Regions from separate parts of the Mus musculus genome. Here regions 1, 3 and 4 are each linked to region 2. Evidence: chromatin loops called from intact Hi-C (ENCODE). Cell type or tissue: heart. All regions are shown on one strand. Each heading gives the region's core, and the rest is flanking DNA. Links, peaks and the distances in the headings are about the cores only.

The links. A loop is a pair of places that touch in the nucleus more often than their neighbours do. Peaks named below come from ENCODE experiments on the same cell type or tissue, not always from the same donor. Only the 100,000 strongest peaks of a DNase experiment are listed, where the experiment ranks them.
Region 1: a loop joins it to region 2, with 3 times the contacts of the local background. A loop is called at or near these places in 10 of 42 quality-filtered maps.
Region 3: it touches region 2 in a loop (3.0-fold over the local background); 11 of 42 quality-filtered maps call a loop at or near these places.
Region 4: it touches region 2 in a loop (8-fold over the local background); 4 of 42 quality-filtered maps call a loop at or near these places.

What each region holds. Positions count from the first base shown.
Region 1 is chr4:89,290,309-89,298,199 of GRCm38, forward strand. Gm12610 (predicted gene 12610) reads left to right here and starts at 4,872. Exons shown (of 10, transcript NR_132431.1): 1 at 4,872-4,889; 2 at 6,245-6,402. It also overlaps a transcript of Cdkn2a not described here. In heart, for the core only: a CTCF peak has its summit at 4,606; DNase peaks (open chromatin) are centred at 3,993 and 4,753; H3K4me3 peaks cover 1,821 bases; H3K27me3 peaks cover 2,298 bases.
Region 2 is chr4:89,141,481-89,149,371 of GRCm38, forward strand. Mtap (methylthioadenosine phosphorylase) reads left to right here. Exons shown (of 8, transcript NM_024433.2): 2 at 6,709-6,795. Among named protein-coding and RNA genes, the nearest start is that of Mtap, 8.1 kb to the left of the region's middle. In heart, for the core only: CTCF peaks have their summits at 4,074 (motif pointing right) and 5,042 (motif pointing right); a DNase peak (open chromatin) is centred at 4,091.
Region 3 is chr4:89,278,459-89,286,349 of GRCm38, forward strand. It overlaps Cdkn2a (cyclin dependent kinase inhibitor 2A), which reads right to left and starts at 3,734. Exons shown (of 3, transcript NM_001040654.1): 1 at 3,528-3,734. The coding sequence starts at 3,653. In heart, for the core only: a CTCF peak has its summit at 3,830; a DNase peak (open chromatin) is centred at 3,763; H3K4me3 peaks cover 627 bases; H3K27me3 peaks cover 2,448 bases.
Region 4 is chr4:89,306,742-89,312,174 of GRCm38, forward strand. Cdkn2b (cyclin dependent kinase inhibitor 2B) reads right to left here and starts at 4,291. Exons shown (of 2, transcript NM_007670.4): 1 at 3,925-4,291; 2 at 1-573. The coding sequence starts at 4,056. The coding sequence ends at 313. The region is part of intron 2 of Gm12610 (predicted gene 12610); the gene reads left to right. In heart, for the core only: a CTCF peak has its summit at 3,904 (motif pointing left); DNase peaks (open chromatin) are centred at 3,910 and 4,320; H3K4me3 peaks cover 1,336 bases; H3K27ac peaks cover 461 bases; H3K27me3 peaks cover 796 bases.

The sequences.
Region 1 (7,891 bases), core at 3,347-5,846, 150 kb after region 2:
TCTACACAGTGAGTTCCTAGGGAGACCCTGTCTCAAAGTGCGTGTGTGAGCCCTACTCCCAAACCTAATCATAATCACCTCATTCCAGATTATAGTTGAACTTCAATTTAACACCACATTGCTATACTTTGAGGCTACTTTCATTCTTCCTGTACTGGTCTTCATCAGATATTTTCTTTCCTTAGGGTGGTATGTACGCAGAACAGCTGAATAGAGCTGAACAGCTCTCATCCTGTGCTATGGAACTGGCTGGGAATATAGCTCAGTTCACAAAGTACTCGGGGGACCCAAGGTTTGGTGGTCCGCTGCCAGCATTCCAAGCACCCAGGAGGTGTTTAGATGCTTATTTCAAAATATGCCCAAGCTAAATACAGGAGACCCTGTCTAAAAATTGTTTTTCTTGCTTGTAATGTGCTTGTAAAAGGCCATATTAGAGATCAGGTATGTGGAAATCTGAAGTTAGAGAAAATTCATACTTAGTAATATAAACATTTTATATTTAAAAATGAAACAATACTCTTTATCTACATAATTCAGAGTTCAGAAGGCATCAGAGAAACTTCTAGGCTGGGTTAAACCACATGGAGGGACCAGGGAATTCTAGCTAAGGGTTTCAGTTAAGGTAGCCCAGGGTACTGTGATGTGAAGGAAAAAGAGGGATGTCTTGTTTATTTATTTGTTTGTTTGTTTATTTAGGTCTTTTTGAGACGTGGTTTGGCTTTCCTGAAACTACCTCTGTAGATCAGGCTGGCCTCAAACTCACAGAGATCCACTTGCCTCTGCCTTTTGTGTGCTGGTATTTAAGGCATGAGCCACCACACCAGGCTTGAGAGACATCTTTTATGGAGTAAAAACACTGGTCCAAATGTTTTGCTTTGCTATTAGAATTTTTAATTTTTTGGTGATTCATATCACTTTATAAACAAGAGTGATCCTAACGTTAGGAATAACGGCGGAGCTTACTTTGATCACAGCGATTCTAGTAATTAATCACTAGAAATGAGATGAAAAGGTAGACCTGTAAAATATTAGAGACCCAGGCTATCCCCTTTCTAGGCTAGGATGACAATGATGTCTTAAAACTCAGAAGAGAGGGCAGTTGTTTTTTATGCAGAATACAGCAGGATCAGGTACGTATTGAAATACTGGTTTGTGTTAACTGCAAGGCTCGGCAGTCTATGGGAGGGAGAGGAAGAAGAGCAGCTGCTGCAGAGAGCTCCTAAGAACGATGGATACAGGAGTAGTTATTTGGCAGAGGAGACCTTGTGATGTTAAACAGAAATGTGTATTGGTACGGGAGAATGCACCCAGCGCCATTTGCTTACTACTATTGACGACTAACTCCCTCACAGAATTTTATCATATATATTTTCAGTTATCTAGGGATAAAAAGTTCTAATGAAAGCATCCACAGAAACTTATAAAAACGTTGAAATAATGACATTTTATATAGATGCATCAATAATTTGTGTAAAGAATGTCTAAAATGTGCAGCTCAACAACCTGAGTCAACATAATTAGCACCACATAAGTCAATACAAGCGTGGTTAATATGTAAACATGAGGTACATAATTATAAAAAAAACCATTGGTGATTAAAACTTCAAAAATTTCTATTCCGTGCTTAGTTTCAAGTAGAAAGCTGGGGAAGTGGACATATTTTAGCACACATTTTATCTAAACAGTATGTTCTATTATCAGATACTTGTTGATACTTGGGCCTTTTACATAAAGAAAGCACTTCTAGATAATTTTACACATAAGTCCTAAAAAGTAATTTTTACTTGTGACCATAAATGGTTTCTTTCAATAAACCCATTTTTATTATTCTGTATATTCCGCACAGTGCACATTCTGCACTACAACTCCTAATGCTATAAGTTGACATTTTAACTTTGCGTGGTGTTTCATTTTGTTTCAAATAGCGCAGGATGACCTTGAATTCCATACATAATAAAGGACTACCTTGAGCCCCAAATCCCCTGTCTCTAGTACCAGCCAGTCCCCAGTCCGTCGTCCCCCCCACCCCCAGTGCTGGAATTTCAAGGAAGTGCTACCCTATCCAACTTTGCCTCTTGGGGAGAGGATCCAGGACTTTGCACATGTTAGGAATGTAGTTCCAGCCCTTTCTGTAACTCTAAGGAGCCATGATATTGTGTTTCATATTCCTAAAAATATACAATTTGCCCAGGCGTGGTAGTGCACGCCTTTAATCCCAGCACTCGGGAGGTAGAGGCAGGCAGATTTCTGAGTTCAAGGCCAGCCTGGTCTACAGAGTGAGCTCCAGGACAGCCAAGGCTATACAGAGAAACCCTGTCTCGACCCCCCCCCCCCAATATATATATATACAATTTATGTATGCTTAAAATTTCTACTTCCTAACTAGAGCTTCCCCCAGGCACCAAATTACTTGTATAAAATAATTATATAGGGAGAAATATCAACTAGAGTAATAAAAGAAAATTTTAAAATAGAGCTGAGCATTATCAACTCAAACGCACATATCACAAAGCTAGATGTTTTCTGCGTCGATGTGTTTTTCTGCACAACTACGCTGTGCAGAAAAAAAATCACCATTAAGGAGGACGCCTAGGGTCCAGTGAATGCTTTTAAATGAACTAAAATCAAAGCTAGAAATCAAGTCACAAAATCCTTTATAAACGCTCTACTAACTTTTGGAAAAATTCAAATTCAAATCCCTTTAGTCCCAGCACTGGGGACACCGGCAGAGGTGGATCTTTGAGTTTGAGGGCAGCCTGGCCTACAGAGTGAGTTCCAGGACAGCCAGGGCAATATAGAGAAACTCTTTTCTTGAAAAAGCAACCAACCAAACAAAAACCAAACAAACAAGTTTGAGAGTTTTCCTTTTCTGCTCTTTCATTTTCTTTATGGTCCAGGCCACTACACCAGCTTCTCTAGCCCTCCTGCGGAGTGTTGATAGTTTTACATTTCCACCTAAAAGTTAATTGATTGTGATAAAAAAACAAAACAAAACAAAACTTTTCCAGGGGGTGGGGAGTTCACTTTTAGAATCCCCATATTCTCTAAGATATTTTGCACGCTGTGTGTACATACTTTTTTTTCCCTTTCAGTTTTCCAGATCATGAGATGTACAAAACGTACCACAGATTCTATTTTTCACGCACTAGGCCTCATTTAAAACCTATGTTAATTGTGGTTTGTTATTCTTAAAATATTACTACTTCTGACTCCTCCGGGACCGCAGGTGTAAGTTGTAATCCTGCACCGAGAAAGCACTGAACAAAAAAGTTTCAGTGAATTTAGGCCAGCCGGTAAGAAGGGTTCACCTCTATGGCCAGTCAAGTCTATATGGGCCCGAGAAATCCTAGAGAATCCTAGTGCTTGCTATCGGGTAGCAGCTATTGATTATATTTAAAACCATGATATGTTGTCTTCCTATTTTAGGAAGTCAATTCTTGTTCCTGCTGTCTGTCTCTGTTTCTGTGTCTCTCCCTGTCTCTCTCTCCCTTTGCTACCCCTGAGAGCAGGATTGAGGGCCTGGTGGATGGGAGCGAAATAAGTAATCCCTTAGAAAACAAAACCCTTAGCAGGTATTCCCCCCCCCCCCCACTCCACCCCAGGGCCAAATAAAGTGCTCTGGAAAACAAACCACCTTACCTAAGGTCGTGTGTGTGTGTGTGTGTGTGTGTGTGTGTGTGTGTTTGCAGTTTCCTAACATAACGAGGAAATGTTGGGGCCACTCATTTCTAAGATAGCAAACAGGTTTAGAAAAACTCTTAGGCTTTTTTTTTTTTCTTTTTTTCCCCCCTTTTTTTCTCCTTTTTTGCAGGGTTGAGGAGGACCGTGAAGCCGACCCCTTCAGCCTCACCGTGTGCAAAGTACTCCATCTCCCGGGAACTAAGCCGAAGGGGGAAAGCGACCCCTCCCCTCCCCCACCTGAAGTCCCCACCGGGGCCCGTCCTGCTTCTACCTCGTGGGGCGGATGCACAGAAGCACGCGGAGCCACGGCACCTGTGCGTGCAGCTTCGGAGGGCCTTTCCTACCTGGTCCAGGATTCCGGTGCGGCCCTCTTCTCAAGATCCTCTCTAGCCTCAACAACATGTTCACGAAAGCCAGAGCGCAGCTCGCTGTCCTGGGTCTCCGGGATCGCACGAACTTCACCAAGAAAACCCTCTCTTGGAGTGGGCGGCCCGCGCGCTGAATCCTCACAGTGACCAAGAACCTGCGACCCATGCTCCCGCTGCTGTACTCCCTCAGCGGCGGCCTCACTGTGACAAGCGAGGTGAGAAGCGCCGCCCCCAGCCCCTTCGGCGTTGAGGCACCTCGAGACCCACGCGCCGCCCCCGGCCCATCTTTGCTCCACGCCCATCTCCGCCCTCAGGCGCGCCCCCGAGTCCCAAGGCGCGCGGTCCCCAGTCGCGCGGGAAAGCTTCCCAGAGGCGCCCAGGGGGAGGCGCGCGCGGGCCCTGCCGCATCCGGGGTCCCGCTGCCTCCCGCGCAGGGCACGCTCCGGATCCCGCTCGCTTCGCTCGCCACCCATCGCGGTGACAGCCAGCGCCGCGGGACGCGTGCGCACCGCCCGCCCCCTAGCAGTAGCTGCGCCCTTTCGCAGCCGGCCGGCAACGTCTCCTGCGCCGATCGGCTTTCGCTCCGGTTAACTTTCGGGTCCCGAAACTTTCGTCTATGCCTGACGCCCCTCGGCGAGGTTTCCCTTGCTCCGAGTCCATCTATAAAAAGAAGAAAATAGGAAGATCGGCGAGGCCAGCCATGGGCCGGCCCGCCAATCAGGACGCGCGCGGGCGTTTTGAACCCTTAGCGGTACGCTGCGCTCCTCCGGTTGGGAACAGCGCGCAGAGAAGAGCCGCTGCGTGTACCCGGGACCAGGGCCTGCACGCCGCGGCGGACCGGTAAGTGTGTCCCGGCCAGGCCCCCGCGCGGTCGGGCAGACACGAGGCCGCAGCCCGAGGACGTTGTTTATTTTCGGTTTTAAGCGCGAGCATCCCCGGCTCTTCCTCTTTCCCCGCCCCGCGTCGCCTCCTTCTCCGGTCCCCTCCCCCCTCCCGGCTGCCCCCTTCTCCGCTGCCTCCTCGCCTCCTTCTCCGCCTCCACCCCGGCCCCCGCGAAACAGGAAAAGTGGGGGAAGGAGAAAAAGGAGCGGTTGACCCGAGGGCCGAGTTGATCGGAGCGCCGGCCGGGGACAGAAGGAGCGCGCTTGGTCAGTCCTAGCTCCGCGCGGGTCCGGAGCTCGGAGATTGAGAAAGCGGGAAGTCAAGCCCAGGATCCCCGTAGCAGGCCTGCCCTGGGGTCCAGTGCTCACGGGACAGAGGGCCATCCGTCTGGACTAGTTCTGAGTTCACCGGCGGGAGCCTAGCTGATCTGGGTGGCCCAGATGTGCAAGATGACGTGGGACCCAGGCTAGCTTTTGGAACCTGGATTAGCGGCCCTGAGACTTGGTGGCCTTTCATTACGAGCGCGGGCCTAGTGGTCTGGCTGCAGTAAAGTAGCAATCCACAGCAGGGTGACAGCTGGCAGGGTCTTATAGAGCGGATTCCAAATGCCAGTACTAGACATAGGAAGATGGCAAGGCCTGGAAATAACCAAACTAACCCAGCAAAGGCCTTGCTGCAACTGAGAGCCGCAGGGCAGGTCCAGCTGCTGCTTTTCCATCTTTCCCTCTAGTATGTGACTTTGCAGTGGAACCTTTCAAATCTAGGATCGAAGAATGGATCCGTTAAATAAAATGAGTTTTGAGGGCTCCCTGAGTATCAGTGTAGGGTTAAAACAAACCAGTGCATACCTTGGGTTAGCTCCACAGAGAATTTGAATTTCCCAAATACCGTGGGTGGCCCTGGGGCTTCGGGCTACCCTACCTGGAATTTTCTCCCTCTTCAAAAAGCTGCTGCTCCTCCAGGTATCTGGGCAGAAGGCATTTTCCCACTTCCTAGGGCTGCCATTTGAGTAAGAGAGCTACTAGAGCTCTTCTTTGAGGAATGTAAATATGAAGCTTTGGACTTTTAAGTTCCATTCCCTGTTGCCTGATGTCTATTCTCTGTCTTTTGGATGAGAAGTAACCGCAGTTTCATCTTTGTGTAAATACAATCATGAAGGTTGTTGGACTTCTAAGTGACTTTTTGGCTATGTGCTCTTCAAAAATAATTAATAATGAACTGATAATGAATGTGTGTTTTTACTTAAGCTGAAAGCACCCATTTTATCTTCAGAGTTGTCCTTTGAATACGAGACTTTTGTCCTTATTTTACAGGTGACAAGTCAGGTGGAGAAGCTCAAGTCTTGAACTCTGCTTGGTTTCCCAGGTACAGGCTAGACCCCACCCACGATGATCACTGAATCACCAGGTGCTGAGGCCTCTTTCTGTTGTCAAGAGCCAGAGACAACTGAAAGAGCCAGAGACAATTGAAAGTGAGTTATCTGTGAGTCACTTTGCAAACAGAATCATTGACAGCGGGGACTTCTCTTTGCTGTCTTCCAGTGGCCTAGAAAACTGACAGTTTTGTATCTTTTATAAAAGAAAACGGTATTCTGTTTTGGATTAGCAAACTCATTCTGTAGTGAGAAGAGGAAGTGTTCCTCTCCTCCCCACACAGTGTTAGGGAAGATATTCATCTGGGGCAGGGGGCTCGGGGGTTGGGTGGGTTGGGGGGGGAGCCTTTTCCATTTTTGAGGGGTTCTAGAAATAGAACTAGAGTTCCAGGCAAACACTCCCATCACTGAGCCGCATCTCAGCTCTGTAATTGGCAAACTTCTATTACTGATTTTTAATCTGCATTGTAGGGACCCAGATGCAAATCCCTATGACACAGAAGACACCACAGGGCTGGCTGGGGAGATGGTTCAGTGGATCAAGCACTTGCCACACTAGCACAGGGACTGAATTCAGATCCTTGTAATCCCACTGCCATACAGGTGGAGAAAGGAGATTCCCTGAACAAGGTTGCTAGCTGGGCTGGTCAAATCAGTGTGTTGGGTTCAAGGGAGAAATTCTGCCTCAGTATGTAAAGTGGGGGAGACTGACATTCGACTTCACCTTTAACCCTCACACATCCATCTATACACAGGAACATGATTACACATGCACTCCTCCTAGAACTTATTCAGTTAAACAAAAGAGGCCAGTGAGTAACTGGGCATGTATTTATAATACCTGTACTATAGAGGCCAAGGCAGGGAGAATATGAATTTGAAGCCAGCCTGGGAGACCATGTTTTAAAACATCCACAACAAGGGCTGAGATGATTCGGTGGATAAAAGCACTTACTATACACACATGAGTGCCCAAGTTTGAATACCCAGAGCTCAAACTGGGCCATAGTAGTCTGCCTCTATAATCCCAGTTTCAACAGCTGGCTGGTAGGTGGAGACAGGAGAATCTCCTGAGGGTCTGTTAGCTTGACATACAGATCAGCAAATAAGGTAAAAGACAACCAACCTTAAGGGCTGTTCTCTGATCTCCCCATGTGGGCCCTTACACATGAACTTGCATACATGTATACTCACACCAAAGAATAAAAAACAAAACCACCCAAAGCTGTAAAATCTTTCTTATTATGCTTTTAACTACCCCCACCCAAAGATGGAGATTTGAGATGCAAAAAGATCTGCAAAGCATATAAAATACGTTATATACAAATGGCCAAAGAGTAACTGAAAATATAATGGCAGTAAGATAATGTAAGCAGAAACAATGGTATGTAGCTGTAAGTGAGAGAGAAAGGGTGACAGTGTTGTCCGGGCGGGTGCAGTCTTTCTGGATGCTATTAGAACTCACTGCAGGTATTTTGGAAATGCTTTACAATGGTATCCTTAGATTCCGGTGTTTCATCCTTGTAATTCAAGTAAGTATCCAGAAATACAGAAATATGTGAAAATATATATCCATACATATTATACT
Region 2 (7,891 bases), core at 2,741-5,240:
TATGCCCCTGGCTAGTTTCTCCACCGAGGGATAGGAAGATAATGTTAATCATGTTTAGTTGGATAGGGCGGGAATATGGTCCCTCTGTAGGTCAGTAGTAGACTTCATAGTCAGAGGGTCCTGGTTTGGAAGATGGCTTTTAAACCTCTCTTCTGGACTGCCTTGAGCATGGTTGCCACTGCTCTGTCAGATTGCGCTGAGCTTTGCAGCACACAGTTTACCCTTAGCCTCTCCCCTACAAAGTGCCAACAGCACCTCCTCTCTCCTGTGCCAGACGACATGGTACATACATACTCTCAGGTGCCCCGAGAAAGTGACCTCATATTTGGTTAAAGACCCCTAGGCCATTGCCTGAGAGACTGGCTAGTTAGGAGAGGTAGGAACCGCTGATTTGTGTCTCTGTCTACAGAGGAGATAAGGGCCTGAGTTGCCGTGAGGAAGTCACTTTTCCTTCTTGGTCTGTTGTTAGGAGTGGTAGGGTATGGACCGGAAACTGATACCACGACGTCCATTTGATTTCCATGCTCGTTCGGCATGCTAATTAAAAGTCTGAGCCACATAGGGAAAGAAAATGAGGAAACAAACAGATAAGATAAATATTTGTATATGATGGTCCCGAGATCCTTAACTGGGAAGAACTCATTGGCTTGACTCCGTTGCTTCTAGAGACATTCGCAGTTGTCTCCCTGCTCCACGGTTATACCCTCCATCAACACGTGCCCTTCTCCCTCTTAACTTCCTGTTCTCAGAACCCCTAAGGTTCCATGGAGGGCCCATCCAGATAGTCTCCCATCTCATCTTAATTTATTTACACTGAATAATATTTGTAGGTTCTGAGGTTGGGGTGTCAACATCTTTTTGGAGGAGCCTCTTGCATATCCCCTGAGAACCCGAATGCTAACGGTTACAGCTGTTAGGAAGTGGGGAGATGGAACAGATAGGAAGTCAGCTTTGCTCTGGAAGTTAAGTCCCATGAGGCATGCGGCTAGCCTGGGTATCGGGACTACAGATGTAGCCGTATCAGAACTACAGATGTAGCCTCATTTTGCTACCTTGCCGCTGTGATTTGAGCAGCTTTCCTCTCCTCCGCACCTCGATATTCTGCCTCACCATAGGGTCCAAGTGACCACAGAGTAAAACTTTGAGCCAAACCTTTCCTCCTTAGGGTTGATTTTCTCACATATTTTGTGTCCCAGTGACAGAATGCCAGGTGACTAGCATAGGAAGGGGTCGTTATGCGGCCTGATATATTCCTCTAGCTCATATTGTACAAATTTGTGTTTTAAGCAGAGCAACACACTGGAACCAACCAACAAGCTTCGGATAAAACGCATGCTTTGGATAAAATCCAGTTATCAGATCCTCTGCAGTTTGGGGTCTGACATTTGGCAGAGAGGGACTGCTGATATCCATCAGCTGAGTAGCAAGGAACTTAGGCCACATCCTGCCCTTATTCCACAAGCAAAGGAGACTTGAAAGGAGTGCAGTGAGTTTTGAAGAAGAGGCCCCGGAGAAACCAAATAGTCCATTTCAGCTGTGAAATGTGCCAGCTTCGGGGTGCCCGGGGGCTGTTTGGATCTTCCAGCCTTTCCTAATTCCTCTGACTTCTATGACTGTGTTAGGTTGCTGGGATGGCCTTAGCAGAGCTCAGTGGGCAGTATCTCACAGTACTGGAGGCTCCTTGTCCCAGATAACCAGAGGGTTGCCAAGAGAGTTGGTTTCTTCTGTGGTAACCCTCCTTGAGGTTTGGATTTGGGGTAGCCATGGTTTCCATATATTTTGACCAAAAAAAAAAAAAATCCTCAAAGAGAATAATCAGTATGTTGCATCCCAGGAACATGGATACAAGTGGCCCCAAAGAAAATGTTCTATCAGTGGTTTCATGAAGTTTATTTTGTTACAGGATAAAATTCAAATACACTGGTGGGAGCTGAGATTAGACAGCATACAGCAGAGCAGGAAGTCTCTCAGATTCCATCTGATGAACGCCTTAGCTTCCAGTTGCTACAACTTGGTGGTTTGCTAAACCAGAAGATTTTGCCTCCTGGAAACTAGGATGTTAGATAGGTTGTGGGTGGGCAAGAGAACCAGGGGTGTGGCCTAAGATTTGACTCTGGATCAGCCCCAATCCAGAAGTTCTAATCAGTCCATCAGCCCTGTAGAATCTTTAAGCTGGGGGTGGCCTCTTCTCTGGGAGCTTCAATGTGCAGGCTCCTTGTGCTCTTCCTTCTGGGTGTATCTGTGTCCGTTAGGTTCAACCCTGACTCCAAATCCACTCAAGTAGTGAGCATCACAACATCTGTATATAGGTTTGGACTGGGGCACAGTCTGGCCCATAGGCGTTCCCTGTGGAGAAAGCTTATGTTAGGGTTTTACTGCTGTGAGCAGACACCAAGACCAAAGCAACTCTTTTTTTTTTAAAGATTTATTTATTATTTATTATATCTTAAGTACACTGTAGCTGACTTCAGACACACCAGGAGAGGGCATCAGATCTCATTACAGGTGGTTGTGAGCCACCATGTGGTTGCTGGGATTTGAACTCAGGACCTTCGGAAGAGCAGTCAGTGCTCTTAACCACTGAGCCATCTCTCCAGCCCCCCAAAGCAACTCTTATAAGGACAACATTTAATTGGGGCTGGCTTACAAGTTCAAAGGTTCAGTCCACTATCATCAAGGCAGGAACATGGTAGCACCCAGCCAGGCATGGCGCAGGAGGAGCTAAGAGTTCTACATCCTCATTTGAAGGCTGCCAGCAGAATACTCACTTCCAGGCAGCTAGGACTAGGGTATTAAATAAAGCACACGCCCACAGTGACACACCTACTGTAACACGGCCACACCTCTCAATACTGCTGCTCCCAGGGCCAAGCATAATACAGACCATCACATTTACTTTGGGGATGTGCTGTCTAGTTCGTATTGCAGGTTTTGTACAGACCTCTCGGGCGCAAGCATTTGGTCTCTTGATCCCCGTAAGTCAGGACCATAAATGGGGTCCTATAAAACCATACACATAGTCCCTCCATATTTGTTGGTGGTAACTGGAGCTGAAGGACTGAAATCCCAGAGAGGGATTGGGCTAGATCCCACCCTAGCTGTCTTTCCTCACCTTGAACTTGACATGCTCAAAAGCCACCCATTTCGTTACATGGGTTCATCTCAGCTGTTCTATCTTTGGTGTTTGTGAGTACCTCTGGGAGGCAGGGCATACAGGGCTCAAAAGGATGGTTCCTGAGACCAGGCAAGGTAGGTGAAGTCCTGGTTTTGAGGCACCAGGGGAAGTACATAGGGTATGTATCTGGTTTTAGGGAATGTAGCTGTAAGGTCCAAAGTCGCAGGCATTCTTTTTGAGGTGACTGGTGGGAAATCTAACAGTTAAACATGTCCCTCTTTCAGAAACCTTGTTTTGTGTAGTGAAGACTTTCTGGATGTACAGAGTTGATCCATCTGTTCTGTCTCAGCCCTTTAACCCATTTTTAGGCATTCTAGAGTCACCTGGATTTGGGATCTGATAAGGTATTGCTGCCTCCTGAGAGTGGTTGATGGGTTTCTCAGTGGTGTCCTTGATCACGGTTCTCAACCTGTGGGTCACCACCCCTTTGGGGATTGCATAGTAGATAGTTACATTAAGATTTATTACAGTAGCAAAACTACGGTTATGAAGTAACATCATTTTATGGTTGGGGGTCACAAGTCAGGGGCTGTATTAAAGGGTCACAGCATTTGGACAGTTGAGAACCACTGCCGTAGATGCTCGCCCAGCTACCCAGAGCCTCTCTACAGTGTGTTCCGTCACCTTGAGCAAAAGCTTGCCCCGACCAAGGGTTAGTCTCTGTATCATGGGCAGTGACCCTTTCTAGTAGACTTTGAGCTCCTGGAAGTCCCCAGAGGATGTTAGGAGTTGGCACACGGTGCTCAAGCTGGAAAACGGCGTTGCTGCTCTTTTTGTAAAGCAGGAATAATGCCATAGGACCTGTGTAAGAAGAGAGCATCTGTGAAAATCAGATACGGTTCAGCGCTAACCTGGGGTGAAGTGCTTGGGAGCTTCATCCAGCTGTACTTTGCTTGTGCTGCCAGCAGGTGGTGCTGTGGGCCACATGTTGACACTGCAGGCCTCCATCAAGGTTCTGTTTGTTCCCTGGTGTGGCAGTACAGTATTCAGTTGCCAGTCTGGTTTCCTGTAGCAGGTGTAGGTTTAGGTGTGGGTACAGGTTTCCATTAACAGTGAGAGCCAGCTGGATGACCGGGTGGGCTTTGTAGACTGCTGTGGTCTTCTTGGTCAGTCTGCTTTCCTGCCAAGTACTACCCACTCCTCGCTAAGGGCTGAGGTCCCTAGTGCAGGCCCGTCGTGTCGCTGGGAGGGTTTGGACTGAAGCAGAGCTGGCAGATGAGGGAGGACGAGTTTCAGGAGCTAGCCTGTTCCGATTGCTGCTTCCATTCCTACTGTGCTAGCTTGCTGCATTCTGAGAGTACTTCCAAAACAAAATGAGATCTGTTTCGTATTCAAGCCTGAAAGGTCAGTGTTGTCAGTGTTGACTCAGAATCTGAGATGGGGTAGCCTAGGGGACTTCTTGAAATGATTAAGCAAAGCGGTCATAAGTAAAAAGTTTGAAGGTTTTTTTTGTTTGTTTGCTTTTTGTTTGATTTTGGCTTTTGTTTCATATTTTGTAGCTCAAGCTGGCCACAGGCTCCCTATATATCAAAAGACAGTCTGGAACTTCTGATCCTCCTGCCTCTAAGCCTAGTAGCTAAATTCCCAATGAGTCAACTGATAGTTGTTTCTTCTGTTGCTTTCTTTTGCCCAGTGTGAGGACATGGGCTGGACAGTCTGTTAGCCCAGAGATGTGAAAGATACAACGGAGAAGCCACGCCAGCAGAAGTGCTGGGCTTTTGTAAAATAGAATGATTTTATAGATTGGTTGACCTTAAGCATATTAAACAAATAACTGTTGTTGATTTGAAATCACCAATATGTTGACTGGTCAGTCTTTCCCCTTTAGTTGATATAAAATACATCTGCTGTAATTTCAATAATGTACCACAAGGTGGCATCAGTGTCAACTGTTTTAGCCACCAGGAAATGTAAATCTGCCATCCTACAGCAAAATCTCATAAATTCTTTAGTTTGGAACTTTACCCTGTTGAGCCAGAAACTTCTATTTTCCTTTGTAAGAATATTATTCAGTGACAATTCGTTTACACCCTTTCATTGTAAAAAGTGCTGGGGTCTTTTTCTATGAGCTTTCTCCCAAAGTCCCATGTTGTAGCCTGCTGTTGACCTGTTTAAGTCCTGTGTTCTTTAGGGAGTCAACATAAAGTTTCATAATGATAATGTTACTTAGTTTTTTAATGTTAAGACTTTAATGTTTATCTTTGTAATTGTTCTGGTTTGTTTCTTAGGCTTTGTTAGATCAACTCAATTTTTTTTTAAAGATTCATTTATTTTTATTTTATGTGCATTGGTGTTTTGTCTGCATGTGTCTGGCAACCATATATGCACATTGCCTTCAGCAGCCAAAAGAAGGTGTCGGACCTCCTAGAGCTGGGGTACAGATGGTTGTGAGACACTGTGGTTGCTGGAAATGCTCATAACTGTTGAGCCATCCCTCCAACTCCAGATCAACTCACAGGATCAGGTTTCTTTCTCCACTTTTTATAAGAACATGGATTTCCAGGAAGTCTTAGGAAACTGAAAAAAAAAATGCTTAAACATAAAAAATTAAAACTACTAGCGGGGAGGGGGGTGGGGGGGTGGCGCACACCTTTGCAGCCAGCCTGGTCTACAAAGTGAGTTCCAGGACAGCCAGGGCTATACAGAGAAACCCTGTCTCAAAAACAAAACAAAAACAAAATTAAAATTACTTTGAATAAATATTTGAATTATACAATGTATGAAATACTGTCTGCTGTATATGTATACATATGAACAGCCTTTGACTTAGTATATATATATATATATATATATATATATTAGTATGGGCTTGTCATGTCACTCATCTTTAACCTGCATTCCCTTCCAGGTGGTTATAGTGGCATGCAAAGAAAATTTCTTATAAAATATCATGGTATAGTAAAAAGAAAGCATTATCAAAGAAATAGGCCTAAGTTTTTATATCAAGCTTTCTTTACTCCATAGTAAATGTGGTAGAGAAGCAACCTTGATCAGAAAGATCTTTCTACAACTTTTGGGCTCGATTTCTAACCTGAAAGTCACGTTCTGTTTATTTGTGATTTAATTGGGAGTAAATGTGGTGCAGTCAGAAACAGCGGCCTATGTTTTGGCTATGTCAAGAATGGAAGGGGCTGGAGAGATGGCTCAGCAGTTAAGAGCACCACCTGTTCTTCCAGAGGTCCTGAGTTCAATTCCCAGTAGCCACATGGTGGCTCACAGCCATCTGTAATGGGGTCTGGTGCCCTCTTCTGGTGTGTCTGAAGAGAGCAATGGTGGTGTACTCATATGCATGGAATAAACAAATAAATCTTAAAAAAAAAATAGAAAAGACCATCGGGTTTTATTGTTTTGTTTGGGGGTTTTTGCTTTGATTCTTTTTAATTAAAGGGCTTGTTCTTCAGGAATCTTCAGAGTCATTGCCCTTTGGGGATTGGCAGGAATGAGAATGGGCCTGTAAATACGGTTAGGTATCTTTGCTTAAAGTGAACTATGACCAGCTGTGAGCGTCTTCTTTCTTCTCCTTTCTCCCCTAGATTGGAATAATTGGTGGAACAGGCTTGGATGATCCCGAAATTTTAGAAGGAAGAACTGAGAAATATGTGGATACTCCATTCGGCAAGGTTAGTGTCCGGCTGACGGAGTGCGGGCTTGGCCGGTGCTTATGCCTGGCTGGCTTTGTTTTTACTAAGTTATTTATTCACTTTACATCTGTATCAATTCTTCTTCCTCCTCCTCTGGTCCAGTCCCTCCCTCCTACTCCTCCCCCACCCCACCCCCCTTCCACTCTTCCTCTCCTCCACAGAGAAGAGGGGGCGTTCCAAGCTCATCAGCCAATCCCAGCACGTCAAGCAAGGCTAGGTGCATCCTCTCCCACCGAGGCTGGACAAGGCAGCCCAGCTAGGGGAAAGGGATCCAAAGGCAGGCAGTGTCGTCACAGACAGCCCCCGCTCCCACGTTAGGGTCCCACATGAAGACAAAGCTGCTACTTATGTGCAGAGGGCCTAAGTCCATCCCGGTCCTGTACTCTGGTTGGCAGGTCTGTTTTTATGAGCTCCCATGAGCCCAGGTTAGACTCTAGGTCTAGCCCAGGTTAGACTCTAGGTTTTCTTGTGGTGTCCTTGACCTCTCTGGCTCCCTGAATCCTTCTTCCCCCGGGGTCTCTACATCAGCTTCCAACTGTTGCTGCATTAAGCTAAGCCCCTCCGACAACATTTTTGCTAGATTCCTGTCTGCGAATAGAGCAGAATATAAATAATACTGTCAGGAGTGGGCTCCCTCTCATGGCATGGCTCTCAAGCTGGGCCAGTCATTGGTTGCCCCTTCCCTCAAGTTCTGCTTCAGCCCTCACCCCTGCATATCCTGTAGGCAGGACAAATTGTGGGTCTAAGGTTTTGTGACTGGTTTGGTGTCCCAGTCCCCCATAGGAAGTCTTACCTGATTCCAGGAGATGGACAGTTCAGGCTCCATATCTCCCGTTGCCGGGGAATCTTAGCTAGGGTCGTCCTCACAGATTCCTGGGGGTTTCCATTGTCCTCGGTTTCTAGTTCATCCCAGAGATGTCCCCACCCCAATCCATTTGTCTTTCCCAGTACTCTCTCCTCCATTCTCCCTCCACATGGTCCCTCCTATTCACACCCCTCTCTCCTCCCCTACACAGTCCACTCCTTCTGTACCTCCCACCATGCCTAATCAATTTCCCCCCTTTCAGCAAGATTC
Region 3 (7,891 bases), core at 2,780-5,279, 140 kb after region 2:
TATATGACAAAAACTATTTTACATAAAAGGAAAACTTATCATTTGTTACAACAGTAATAAGTCTACAGAGTGAGTTCCAGGACAGCCAGGGCTACACAGAGAAACCCTGTCTCAAAAAATAAAAAGAAAAAAAGAAAAAAGAAAAAGAAGAAGAGAGAAAGAAAGAAAGAAAGAAAAAGAACGAACGAACACAAAACAAGTCTCAAGTTTAAATTGTGAAGGCTAGCTTTGGTCTGTCAATCCTCCTAGCACAATCCTCTTCCCAAGTAACTGTGATTCCAAGGTTACACAGAAAAACCCTCTCTCAACAACAACAACAGCAGCAGCAATGATAATAAACAAAGCCATTCCCATAGAGGACTGGAGTGGACTCAGCACCGTGCTTTGTGCCTGGGAAGGAAGAGCTCAACCATAGCTCAACCATCTTAGCTCCCTCCGTCCGTCTACCAGAGAGGCATTCTGAAATGCAATCCATAGTCATTACAAAAACACAGAACTATTTTGTTATGAGTAAGGGAAGCCAGTTCTGGGGGACCTCACACCTTTTGGCCTTGGGTGGACATCACGAATACATGTGCTGAAGATATACATTCAGGTAAAACACCTACACACAAGTCATAAACTAATAATAAAGAATAGTAAAGAGGACAACTATGTAAGTGGAAGCTCTGCTGCTCAACTGGAAGCTTGACTTGAGGCTGGAAGTCAAACTCCCAATACCAATGGGAGTGTTAAAGTCAGATCACCTGCTTGCAGTTTCAAAACATGAATAAAAGTCATATTGTAGTAACTGTCACATGACACTTTCCCCAAGTTGTTTTACTTACAATGGTAACTTTGAAAGGCTCTTTAGGGTATGCAAGATGGCTCTGCAGGTAACAAACAGGCTTTGCTGTCAAGTCTGACACTGTCCATTTTCCAGATTCATATGGTGAAAAGACGGAACTACATCCCATAAGTTGTCCTCTGACCTCCACACACAGCCCCCCCCCCAACTAAATAAATAAATCGGTACAATAAAAGAATTTATTTTAAGCTCTGTAAAGTTAACTGGACAATAAACTAGGCAAAATTTGCCTTAGAGAAAACAAGAAAACCCCCAATACCACTTTGTACAGAGAACCCACGGTTTTTGAACTAATTTTATCTAGGGCTAAGAATAAAGAAACTTTTGCTGATACTGGAATAAACTTGAGCATAGGTTTGGAATCTGCACTCAGACTATAGGAAGTTAAGGACAATGTTACACTAATGTAATTGATGCCCTGCTACCTGTGTCTCCTGTATGAATAATAACAACCACCCTGGCAACTTGCCTCAGGAACAAGTCTTGCTCCTAGTGCTACAATCTCAGGCACACTTCCTTCTCCTCAGGTCCCTGCTTCTGTTTACCCACCGCTTCAGCTGCCATCTCCTCCTCCTCTCCTGTTGAAAGTTTTAGCCTCAGGAGTCTTCTCAAGAACCGTATTAGCAACAACAGTCTTGCACACATTGCCAAAAAAACCAAACAAACAAAAAAAGAAACAAAAAACAATCCACATGGAAAGCCAAGAAGTTTGCCACTAGAACAAGCCTGAAGAGTGGACCTTGATAAACCTTCAGGAACTTCTGGCTTCTAAGAGGAAGATCTAATCACTTTGCGGTTCTGTGCTCTCTCAACTCCTCAAAAGTCCATCATCCCTCCCTCCCTCCCTTCTCCTCCCATGTGTTCCGTGTGTGTGTGTGTGTGTGTGTGTGTGTGTGTGTGTGTGTGTGTGTGTGTGTGTGGTAGAGGGGCTGGAGTGTCATCAGCTCATCCAACACGGTTTTGTTGGCCACAGATGGTTTTATAACTTCAGACATCTCTTATTCAGTGCTGATGGAGGCAGAGAAGAGAGGGAAGGCAGTGGACGTAGGCACTCAGAATTATGTGTGATTTCTAAGATGAATTTCTCTCTCTCTCATATATATATACACATATAAAATAATGAAGATAATATAATTGCACTAGTATTGCTGAATCATTCTCCGAAGAAAGTAAAACTAACTTAGGTTTCAGCAAAACTGTAAAGGAACTACAGAAAAGAGAAAGTAACAATACTGTGTGTTGAAGACCTCCATCTTGCTCATAAAATTGGTTTTAAAAATTGCTCACATCTGAAGAAAGCAATCACAAGTGGGGAGGGAGGGAGGGACCTGGGAGGGAAAGTAGAAGGGTTGGGGAGGGAGTTGGGGAGAATAAAAAAATAATAAAGGTAGAAGGGGAAACCCTGTGATAGGAAAAAAAATGCTCACATCTTTTATGGTATGGAAAAGTTGAAATAGCAAAAATAAAATGAATACTAAATCCTTTAAGAAAGTACCTTGGGTTTTTTTGTTTTGTTATTTTCTTTCTACTCTTCTTTTGTTAGGGGGGAGGTGTTTCTATACAGGGTTTTCTCTATGTCATCCCTGCTGACCTAGAACTGAAAAGATTAGTTTGCCTCTGTCTCTTGATTCTGGGATTAAAAAACAAACAAACAAACACCCCCAAAAAAACCAGCCTGGCTTATTTTTCCTCTTCTCTTCTCTTCTCTTCTCTTCTCTTCTCTTCTCTTCTCTTCTCTTCTCTTCTCTTCTCTTCTCTTCTCTTCTCTCTTCTAGGCTTATCTCCCCTCCCCTCCCCTCCCCTCTCTCCTCCTCCTCCTCCTCCTCCTCTTCCTCCTCTCCTCTCCTCTCCTCTCCTCTCCTCCCCCCCCCCCAGCATTTCTGCCTGAACATCAAATGGGTTATGGCTCTGAAACCAAACCAACTTCCTCCTTCCCCGTTAAAACTATCTACCCAACTTTCTTAACTTTTCTGTATTCAATGAATACGGTCCTCTCTTACATATTTTAGGACTCCAAAGGCAAACTTCTCAGCAACTGGTAACACTGCAAATGTTAAACTGCAAACTATAGACACGTTATTTTAAAAGGTTCACATTTATCTCGCACAACCACCCAACCTGTCTAGAATCAAAGAGGTTTCCACGCTTGACTTGCAAATGATCTCAAGGTCCCAAACTCGTTTGTTTATTTTTATTCTGTGATTTAAAGTGTGTAAAATATAGTCTATGTTGCAGTTTCAGAAGGCACCTTCCAGCCTTTTTAGTCAAGTTGAAACCGATGTTCTTTTTCTTCAGCTTATTATGCACAGGCTCTGGAATGCACATTTGTTTCACGGGAATTTTCTTTGTTAGAGTTAGAAAGGATAGTTACAGACATTTCTAGGGCCAGGACTCCTTTTAGGCTGAAACTTAGTAATCTGGTAAAAGCAAGACCAGAATTAATCAGCTGACAGTAGATGGGAGAAACAAGACTTCTCAAAAATAAGACACTGAAAACTCGATGCCAAAATGGTTTCACTATAACAAGTTAGTTTAATGGGTGGCTCCGGTGGGCAGCAGCAACAACAAAAACAAACAAACAAACAAAAATATCTGGGGTATGCATTTCAAATGGTAATTGAAATGTTATCTCTTCCTGAACAAAAGTTACCCGACTGCAGATGGGACACTCCTTGCCTACCTGAATCGGGGTACGACCGAAAGAGTTCGGGGCGTTGGGCGAAACCCCGGCTTCCAGCAGTGCCCGCACGTCATGCACACGGCCCTGGGCCGCCGCCCTGGCCAGTCTGTCTGCAGCGGACTCCATGCTGCTCCAGATGGCTCTCCTCGAGTTCGCTTTCCTCGCGGAGATTCAGTGCCCGCCCAATCGCCCAGTCGTGTGACCAGTGGGTCCCTCCTTCCTTCCTCTGAGGATGGTGTGGGGGGGGGGGGGAGCCACACTCTGCTCCTGACCTGGCTCCACAGCCCGCCATAGGTGGCGCTATTTGCCCTGAATATAGCATGAATTGAACACCCCTGAAAACACTGCTGTTCCCCCCACCTCCGGATGGGGGAGGGGAAAGGGATGGAGCCCGGACTACAGAAGAGATGCAGGGTTCAGGAGGAGAGCTGGGCGTTGAAACAGCGCTAAAGGATCGGACAGCCCCCGCCTGCTACCCACGCTAACACCCCTCCCCCATGCCTGGTCACCCTTTGACACGCTGGGCTCCTTCTGGACCCGCACAGCAAAGAAGTGCACACGTGTCTTCTGAGAAAGTGAACTAGTCCTTCTCGAAATCTCTCCTTCCTCCCCAGTGCAACACCCAGGTATTAGAAAAACGAAGGAGGGTAATTTTCATCACTACACTGAAACTTAAGGTATTTAACATCTTAGCAGAAAATTGTGTCATCTTTTATTCAGAAGAAAGAGCTACAACTTCGCCAAGCTGAGATCCCAACAACCCTAGCTCAAACAACTCATTTTGGAGGGTACCACGCCCAGTATGAAATCCGAATCTTTGCGAAGGATTTGCAGAAACATTTCTGATGTTGCTGTATCAGTGCTAGGATTCTGTACACAACTATAAAAAAGTGACGGGGTGAAGTCATCGGAGGGCAATCTGCTTATAAAGTATTTCTATTTTATGGGGCTGTTGTTTGTTTAAATGAGTTGGTGTGCTGCGCATAAACGTTGCACCGGTTTAAATTGTTCGTTAAAAACGTCTTTGCAATCTTGTGAGGCAGGAAGAAGAACACGCTTTGGGCAGAGTTACCAGTACTGGACAGAAGGGAGGATTTAAAAAGACAGTCCTCACCAGAAAGGCAATGGCCCTTTCTTCCACTCCTGGAACTCAGCATAAACTCAGAACTCTGTCTCCCTTCTGCCTCCTGGGTGCCAGGATTAAAGGCCTGGCATTATTTTCTGCAGATTTTGAATAATTTTCTCTCCCCATATTCTTTATATGGCCACAGCTATTTTTGACTTTGTATGTGTGTGGTGAGAATGTCAGTCATATCCTGTGGACACAAAACTACAGACAGACAGAGAACTGACCCCTCATTTACCAACTCCACGAATTCAAATGTGTGGGGGGGGGGGAGGGAGAGGGAGGGAGAGAGGAGGGGGAGAGGGAGGGAGGGGGAGGGAGAGAGAGACAGAGAGAGAGAGAGAGAGAGAGAGAGAGAGAGAGAGGAGACACACACACACACACACACACACACACACACACACAGAGACAGAGACAGACAGAGACAGAGAGAAAGAAAGGAGAGTCTCACCTTATATTATACCCCAGGTTGGCCCTGCTTCTGTCTCTTTAACTGCTGGGATTAGAAGCTGCTACCAAGCAAGCTGAGTTTAGTTTAAATAAACTATGTAAATTTTCTGAGGCTTTGTTCTCTCTCCTCAGGTTTAAGTAAATTATGTAAACTTCTTGAGGTCTGTAAGGAAAATAAAATTCACCTAGAAAAGGCCATTTTGGAGAGTAATGAATATTCTGTGAAAATCCAGGTATATAGCGGGTTTTCAATAAATAAAAATTATTTTGGAACACATACATGTTCTCTCATGTTAGTGATAGAGAATATTAAAAGTCAATTTTCTCTTTGCCCTAACTCATAACTGTGTATTCCTGCAGAAGTTATAAGAATCAATAAGTAATCTCCCTTCTACTAGTTGCGATTAATTTTCTTTTTGAGGATTCAACCCTCTAAAAGCATCACTGTGGTCGCAAAAGTTCCTGTGTTCTAACAAAATAACTTTCAGAAAAAACCTAGTCATTAGATTAAGGGAAGTGACTCTGGGGTGGGTCGCTGTGTCCAGTGTTTCCTCTGCTCTGTAGCCTACCACTTTTTCTTTGACTGTATTTCAAGAGAAAATTCGTATTCCAGGATGGCCCTGGGAAAATTAGGTTAAACAGGGGAACGGAGAGTTTATCCCTGATACTGGTTTATGTCTACCCCTTTATAAAGTCCCTTATGGAGTCGATTTTCCTTTAAAAATAAGTGTTGCCCTCTGATTGTTAACTGGAAGGAAAAATGGTGTATTGTGCATTTGTGTGTCTGGAACCTCAATTCTGAATAACTTCTTCAAAGGAGTTATAAGTTACCATAAATGACTCAAATGTCACATTCAAGACATTGTGAGGGGTTTGAAAATGACTTTAACACCACACACACACACACACACACACACACACACACACACACTTTTAAAACAATATTTAAAAACTGCTTTGAGTAAATTGCAGGGCTTTCCGTAGAAATCACTATACTAGGTCATTGAAATTGTTTGAGATCAAAGATAGATTAATAACAATACTTTTTGGTTTTAAAAACTACACTGATTTCCTACTACAGAAAAATACAGATATTATTATCCAGGTAGTACATGCTTTCATACAGGGGATCTATGCAGATGTAGCTATAAAAGCAGTGACTTTACACTAATTTTCATAGGGCATCTATGTCAGATTTGGCTAGGGAGTTGGTTGTTAGATGTATCCTACTTGGATGTTTGCAGGGTGTCTGACATCCTCTACCTACTTCTATATGTCATTATATAAATACCGCAAACTGCTGCCTTGGGCTTACAGCTAAAAAATAAAATAAATAAATAAATAAAATGGAATCAGAGAAATCCCTGCTGCTCCAAAACCACAACAGCTAGGAAGGAAAAGGAAATGATCCCAGGAAGTCAAAGGAAATGATCCCAGGAAGTCAAAGGAAATGATCCCAGGAAGGAAAAGGAAATGATCCCAGGAAGGAAAAGGAAATGATCCCAGGAAGGAAAAGGAAATGATCCCAGGAAGTCAAAGGAAACGATCCCAGGAAGGAAAAGGAAATGATCCCAGGAAGTCAAAGGAAACGATCCCAGGAAGGAAAAGGAAATGATCCCAGGAAGTCAAAGGAAACGATCCCAGGAAGGAAAAGGAAATGATCCCAGGAAGTCAAAGGAAACGATCCCAGGAAGGAAAAGGAAATGATCCCAGGAAGTCAAAGGAAACGATCCCAGGAAGGAAAAGGAAATGATCCCAGGAAGGAAAAGGAAATGATCCCAGGAAGTCAAAGGAAACGGATGTGATCCCAGGAAGTCAAAGGAAATGATCCCAGGAAGTCAAAGGAAATGATCCCAGGAAGTCAAAGGAAATGATCCCAGGAAGTCAAAGGAAATGATCCCAGGAAGTCAAAGGAAACGGATGTGATCCCAGGAAGGAAAAGGAAATGATCCCAGGAAGGAAAAGGAAATGATCCCAGGAAGGAAAAGGAAATGATCCCAGGAAGTAAAAGGAAACGGATGTGATCCCAGGAAGTCAAGGGAAATGATCCCAGGAAGTCAAAGGAAATGATCCCAGGAAGTCAAAGGAAATGATCCCAGGAAGGAAACGGATGTGATCCCAGGCTGTGTGAACACCAAGAATGGGCGGGCGTTCTTCTGCTTCACGCTGTTCAAACTGTGGTAGCGCAGAGCCTTTCCTTTTCTGCTTTTAAATCAAAGTAGAAACACGTAATTTATGGGAGATTTCAGGTTAAATCTGTGAGATGCAGAGACTTGGGAGCTCATAAGAACTTTGGCAATTATTATGTTGCCTCATGTTTTGGATTTTTCCACTGAATCAGTAAATATTCACTGGGACATAGAGATTCACACTGTGTAAGAGTGACTTAAGGGTGTTAAAAATGTGTAGACATGGGCCGGTGAGATGGCTCAGCGGGTAAGAGCACTGACTGCTCTTCTGAAGGTCCTGGGTTCAAATACCAGCAACCACATGGTGGCTCACAACCACCCATAATGAAATCTGATGTCCTCTTCCAGTGCAGTGTCCTTATATATAATAATAAATAAATCTTAAAAAAATGTGTAGACACCCTAAGCATGGTGGTACATACTGCTCATCCCAGCACTTAGGGGGCCGAGGATGTCTGGGAGCCCCAGGTTACAGAATGAGAGACTGCACATCAAAATACCAGAAAATGAAATGGTTTGTATGTTTGCTCCTAAGTCCAGAAGCAAACAAAGTCAGTGATATAGAAAGTATTAACCAGTGACATTTTACAGGTTGTGAT
Region 4 (5,433 bases), core at 2,678-5,177, 170 kb after region 2:
CAGCAGCTTGTGGAGATCCAAGAATTTCCCTTGCTATTTTACACCGCGTCCTGAAAGGTAGAGGGCCCGGGAACTTCATACAATACTAAATCTCCTTGGTGATCCCCTTGGCTTCAAGGTGAGGCTCAAGGACCAGATCCAGCTGCAGAAAATGCGTAGGAAGTTATTTCTGATTGGCTTTGTCTTACTGGGTAGGGTTCAAGTTTTGGAAGGCCTGCAGGCTGGGCGCTGGTGGCCCTCTTCGTGCTTGCAGTCTTCCTAGATGGGGCTGGGGAGAAAGAAGTCCTTGCGGAAGGCGGAGGGAACCCGCAGTCAATCTCCAGTGGCAGCGTGCAGATACCTCGCAATGTCACGGTGGCCCTGCTCTTCAGCCAAGTCTACCGGCAGGCGGCCCCAGGCGTCACACACATCCAGCCGCGCCCCTGCCCGGTGCAGCACGACAAGCGTGTCCAGGAAGCCTTCCCGAGCTGCGTCGTGCACAGGTCTGGTAAGGGTGGCAGGGTCGGCGCAGTTGGGTTCTGCTCCGTGGAGCAGCAGCAGCTCTGCCACCTGGGCGCTGCCCATCATCATGACCTGAGGGGAAAAGAAGATAAAGAGCCTCAGACATTACAAAACTGATACTGACGTTTCTAGTGGGGTGGGGGTGGGAGGCAGCAAGGGTGCTTGCAAGCTTCAGGTGTCTGATTTCTCTTTTGCTTACTCAATCCATTCCCCACCCATCATAGCCTAGGCTGAACTCAGCATAGATTCCATTTTATTCTCCACAGGTGAAGCAATAAGAAAGGGCGGAGAAATGGCTTATTTCTTATATGAAACGTTGGACAACAGAGACTTATTTCGTTAAGTGATTTATTAGCTTAGTCTGAACTTTATAAAAAATACTTTATTTTACCCTTTTCCTGAAAATCGACCTTTCCCCTCACATAAATTCTGCTTACGATATCCCCTCCTTACATTCCCAGCTCCTCCCCATCTCCCTTCTCATCGGATTGGATCGGTTCCCTTGTTAGAAAACAATCTGGCCGGCCCGTGGTGGCTCACACCTTTAATCCCAGCACTTGGGAGGCAGAGGCAGGTGGATTTCTGAGTTTGAGACCAGCCTGGTCTACAAAGTGAGTTCCAGGACAGCCAGGGCTACACAGAGAAACCCTGTCTCGAAAAAAACAAAAACCAAAATCCAAAACAAAACAATCTGGCTTCTAAGTGATAGCATACAATATAAGACAAGACAAAAACTAATACATTGGAATTGAACAAAACAGAGGGGAAAAAAGCACAAGAGAAGGTACCGGACTCAAGAGACCCACTCTTTCACACACTCGGGAGTTCTATAAAAACATTAAACTGGGAGCCATAATATAACACACAAAGGATCCAGTGCAGGTTAGAGGTGTAGGTGCAGATGCAGACCGCCTTAGTCTCTTGAGTTAAGAGCTTTGATCATTCAGAGGATCTTGTTTCCTTGGTATCCCCCATCCCCTCTGGCTCTTACACTATTTCTACCTTCTCTTCTGCAGGGTTCCCTTAGCCCTGTGGGGGAGGGAGGTGATGGAGACACCCACTTAAGCCTGAGTGTTCCAAGGTCTCTCATATTGTCTGGCTGTGGGTTCTGTATCTGTTCATGTCTGCTGTAGAAGGAAGCTTCTCTGAGGATGGCTGAGCAAGACCGGACATGTCTAAGTACAGCAGAATGTCATTTTATTGGTACTTTTTTTTTTTTCCTTTTTTGGAACAATACTATTTGGTTTTACCCTAGTTTGCTGAGCTATAGTCTCTGGACCTTGATCACTCAAGCAATGTCAGCTCCATCTTGTGGAGTGGGCCTTAAGTCAGGCATTATTGGTTGGTTACTCTCATAGTTTGTGCCAACCTTGCCTTGTCTTGCAGGCAGAACACCAGAAACCAGGCTTTATATATAAAGTTTCATATTGTTTCCCTCTAACCCTCCAGGTCTGGCCAACCATACTCACTGGTTAGTTTGACACACTAATTTGGGAAGAGGAACCTCAGCTGAAAAAAGCCTCCACCAGATTGGTCTGTGGGACATTTTCTTGGTTAATGACAAATGTGTATGTGTGGGGGTTCCAGTCCACTCTGGGTGTATGTCCCACATGTCCTGGAAGAAAGATGGTTGACTTTGAGCCTTGAGCAAGCCAGTAAGCAGTGTTTCTCCATGATCTCTGCTTTGGTTCCAGCCTTGACTTCATCAGAAATGCACTGTAGCAATTAAATGTAAGCCAGTCAAAACCCTTTCTCTCTAAGCTCCATTTGCTCCTGGTGTTCCTCACAGCAACAGAAAGCAAATGAGGACACCACATAATGGGTTGTTTATTTGTTTGTTTGTTTTGAGAAAACAAACAAGGCAGTTTTTAAAAAGGTTTTGCTCCTTCAATGTCATGAATGTCTGTGCTCACACACTGTATGTAGTCTGATCATTTGTGCATAGGAGATCAGGAGAAAGCTGTCACATCCTAAGCTTATATAACATTATGGAAACAAAGCCTCTTAGAACATTTTAACCTAGTATGATATACAGTGAACATACACTGTAACATGAAATTAACATTCATTTATATTGTACAAAAATTTTAATGGTGATTTTGTTTCTGTATAAAAAGTTTGACTCTTACCTAAAATCAAAAAATGCATAATTAAGAAAAACCAACAACGTTTTGAAGATGCACTCCCCATTGCAGCTATTTGTGTATGTTGTACACTGTGCAAACATTTGCTTCTACATTTTAAGTTAGTAATAAAACAGGTTTTGGTATCTGTCTTAAACAGTCACTGGTTCTGGTGGACCTATGTGCTTTGAAATTTACACAGTGGCAATGATCATGTGACAGTTTTAAATTATATTAACATTAGAAATATTCCTTCCTTCAAGGAACACAATAACCTTTTTCTTTCTTTTGGCGAGGTAAGGGCTGTTTTTACAGCGGCAAAAAGATTTAAAAGTTTTTAGTAAAAGCCATAAATAAAATTTTTTATACGGTCTTTATACTCACTTTACAATTTTTTTTTAACTTTTAAAAAATTCTTTTGTTAAACACCCCTTTTTCATAAAAACTGAAGAGAAATGGTACCTTTCCTAAACCATACTATTAACAGGAGTGCTGATTTTCATAGTCCCAGAGATGGACAGTGAGGTGAGTGAAAACGGCGACTATATTAATCATCAGGAGAGCACAAAAGCATTAGTAAACACTGAACAAATGTATCTCAATTTGTCCCTAAATGAATGTTTAGGGAACCTCTTTGTCGTCCCGAAAGAAAGGACCCAAGTGTTCTGTTGGGAGGGCTGTGCCTGTTAAACAGTGAAAAACTACACATTGTTACTGCCCGCATACAAGGAATTAAGTGCTGGGTTGGAGAAATCCTTAAGTTTATGAGGAACGAGAAAAAAAAAAGGATTCATACCGTTGTTCACAAGTTCACAGTGAACTCCCTCGCCCCACGCACTCCAATTCTGTGGGATTCCCCAATCTAGGCCATGTAACCGGTAATCTCATCGTTATCGTGTCCTTCTCTCTATCTGACCCTCCCTTTTACAATTTGCTCTCTGAGTGTTGGCTTCTTTCTATGACTGTAAGATGGCAGAATAAATACTGGTATATTTTTCCACCTTTGCAGCAAAGATTCGGGGGCTGGAGACATTGCTCCCAGATAGCGCACTTGCCCAGCTTGTACGGAACCAGACCCAGCGTCGCAAAAGGAAGAAAAAAAAAACCAATCTAGTGCCGAGGGATGTTTCGATCGTTTTTGTTTTTCAGGATTTTTGCTCTTGCAAAACCTGCCTCCCGTCGGGCCCGCACACAGCCAGCACCAGAGGGCTGCCCAGGTGGTGCCCAGTTACAACTCACAGCCGCGGAGGGCACCGCGCTCGTGCGCCCTCTGCCGGTAAGGCCTGGGGACCCTCGCTACCTGGATTGGGCGCCTCCCGAAGCGGTTCAGGGCGTTGGGATCTGCGCCGGCTTCCAGGAGCTGCCGCACCGTCTCCACTTGCCCCCGCGCCGCGGCGGTGGCCAGGCCCGCGTCACTGCTGCCGCCCAACATGCCCTTGTCCCCGGTCTGTGGCAGAAATGGTCCTTCGCCGGCCGTGAGATTGCTACAGCCTGGTCTCTGAGCGGCTCCTCCCCTCTGGAGACCCAGTAGCTTCGGTGAGCGTCCTGGGAACGCTCGAGCGCTAGCGCCTGGGAACCGCACCGCCGGCACAGACGACTCACGCCGGGTAGGGAGCCCGCAGGCACTGAGCTGCAGCGTTCTGCACCGCCGCCGGCCCCGCCCCCTCAGACCACGCCTGCTCTCTAACCCCTCCCCCACACTTGGTGACGTCATGAGACAAATAGGCGGGGTGGGGTGGTATCTGAGAGTCGGAAGATCTTAGACGCCTGCGCAGAACTTTAAGCTTCCTAGTCTGGAACTTACCGTGGCCGGTTGGCTATTTTTGAAAAAGTTGTGCCTCTGCACTCAGCAGGCGGAGCAGAGGTCTTTATTTAGCTCAGGCCTGCAGGTTTCGCTTTGGAGGCATCAATCGCGCTTTTGCAATTGACTGACTGAAAGAAAGCCTTTAGAGTGAAAAATTTCTACTTTCTGAAGCTGTCTGAAAGTTGTAACATCTGTCATGCAAGGCTAGTTCATCTCTAGGCGGTATTTCACAGTTAGCATTAGACCAAGCAGTTTTCACTTGACAATGTCTTCCTATTTAGTCAGCCAGAAGAATAATAACACATCCCAAGGATCCTGTTTTGCCTGTCTTTACATTTTTCCCCTTGAGCTTTGGTTGTAATCCTGAAGTTAATTTTTTTTTTTTTTTAAAGAGAAAGGTAACATCACACACACAAAAGTAGATGATAAGAATTTAAGATCTCTGGACGTGTGCCTGTACTCACCTACTTGAGAGGTGAGTTCAAAGACAATCAGTATATAACTAACCAGGCCTCCTCCCAAAGCCCCTAAGGTCCAGATCCAAGTGTGTACTGTGTATCTTAGTTTGCCCTCTTACTGGTTTAAACCCACCTCAGCAAGTATTTGATTTTTAGTTATCATATGTAATAAAGAGCATTTATGCAGGAATAATGAAACAATAACACTCGGGTGTGGTGCTGGGCCTGTCATTAAACAGGGTGAACCTGTCATTAAAGCCCTCTCTGAACGTAAAGATCAAGTGCTGCCTGGCTCCCGAATCCTGCTAGGGGAGACCAAGCGAAGGAACATACTGCTTTAAAGTTTTTAAATGTTACAACTGTTGCTACAGCGAAATAGGAAGAGAGGCACACATTATGTCTGTTGCCAAACAACTCTGGGCCCAGAGATGCTGTGTGGGAACGGCTGGGCAGTTCTTATTACAAAACATGTTCAGAGTGCTTATGAAGGAGGTCTTAAAGGAAGCCAGGTGCCTTATTGATAAAAACCAAGGACTTCAGAGCGCAT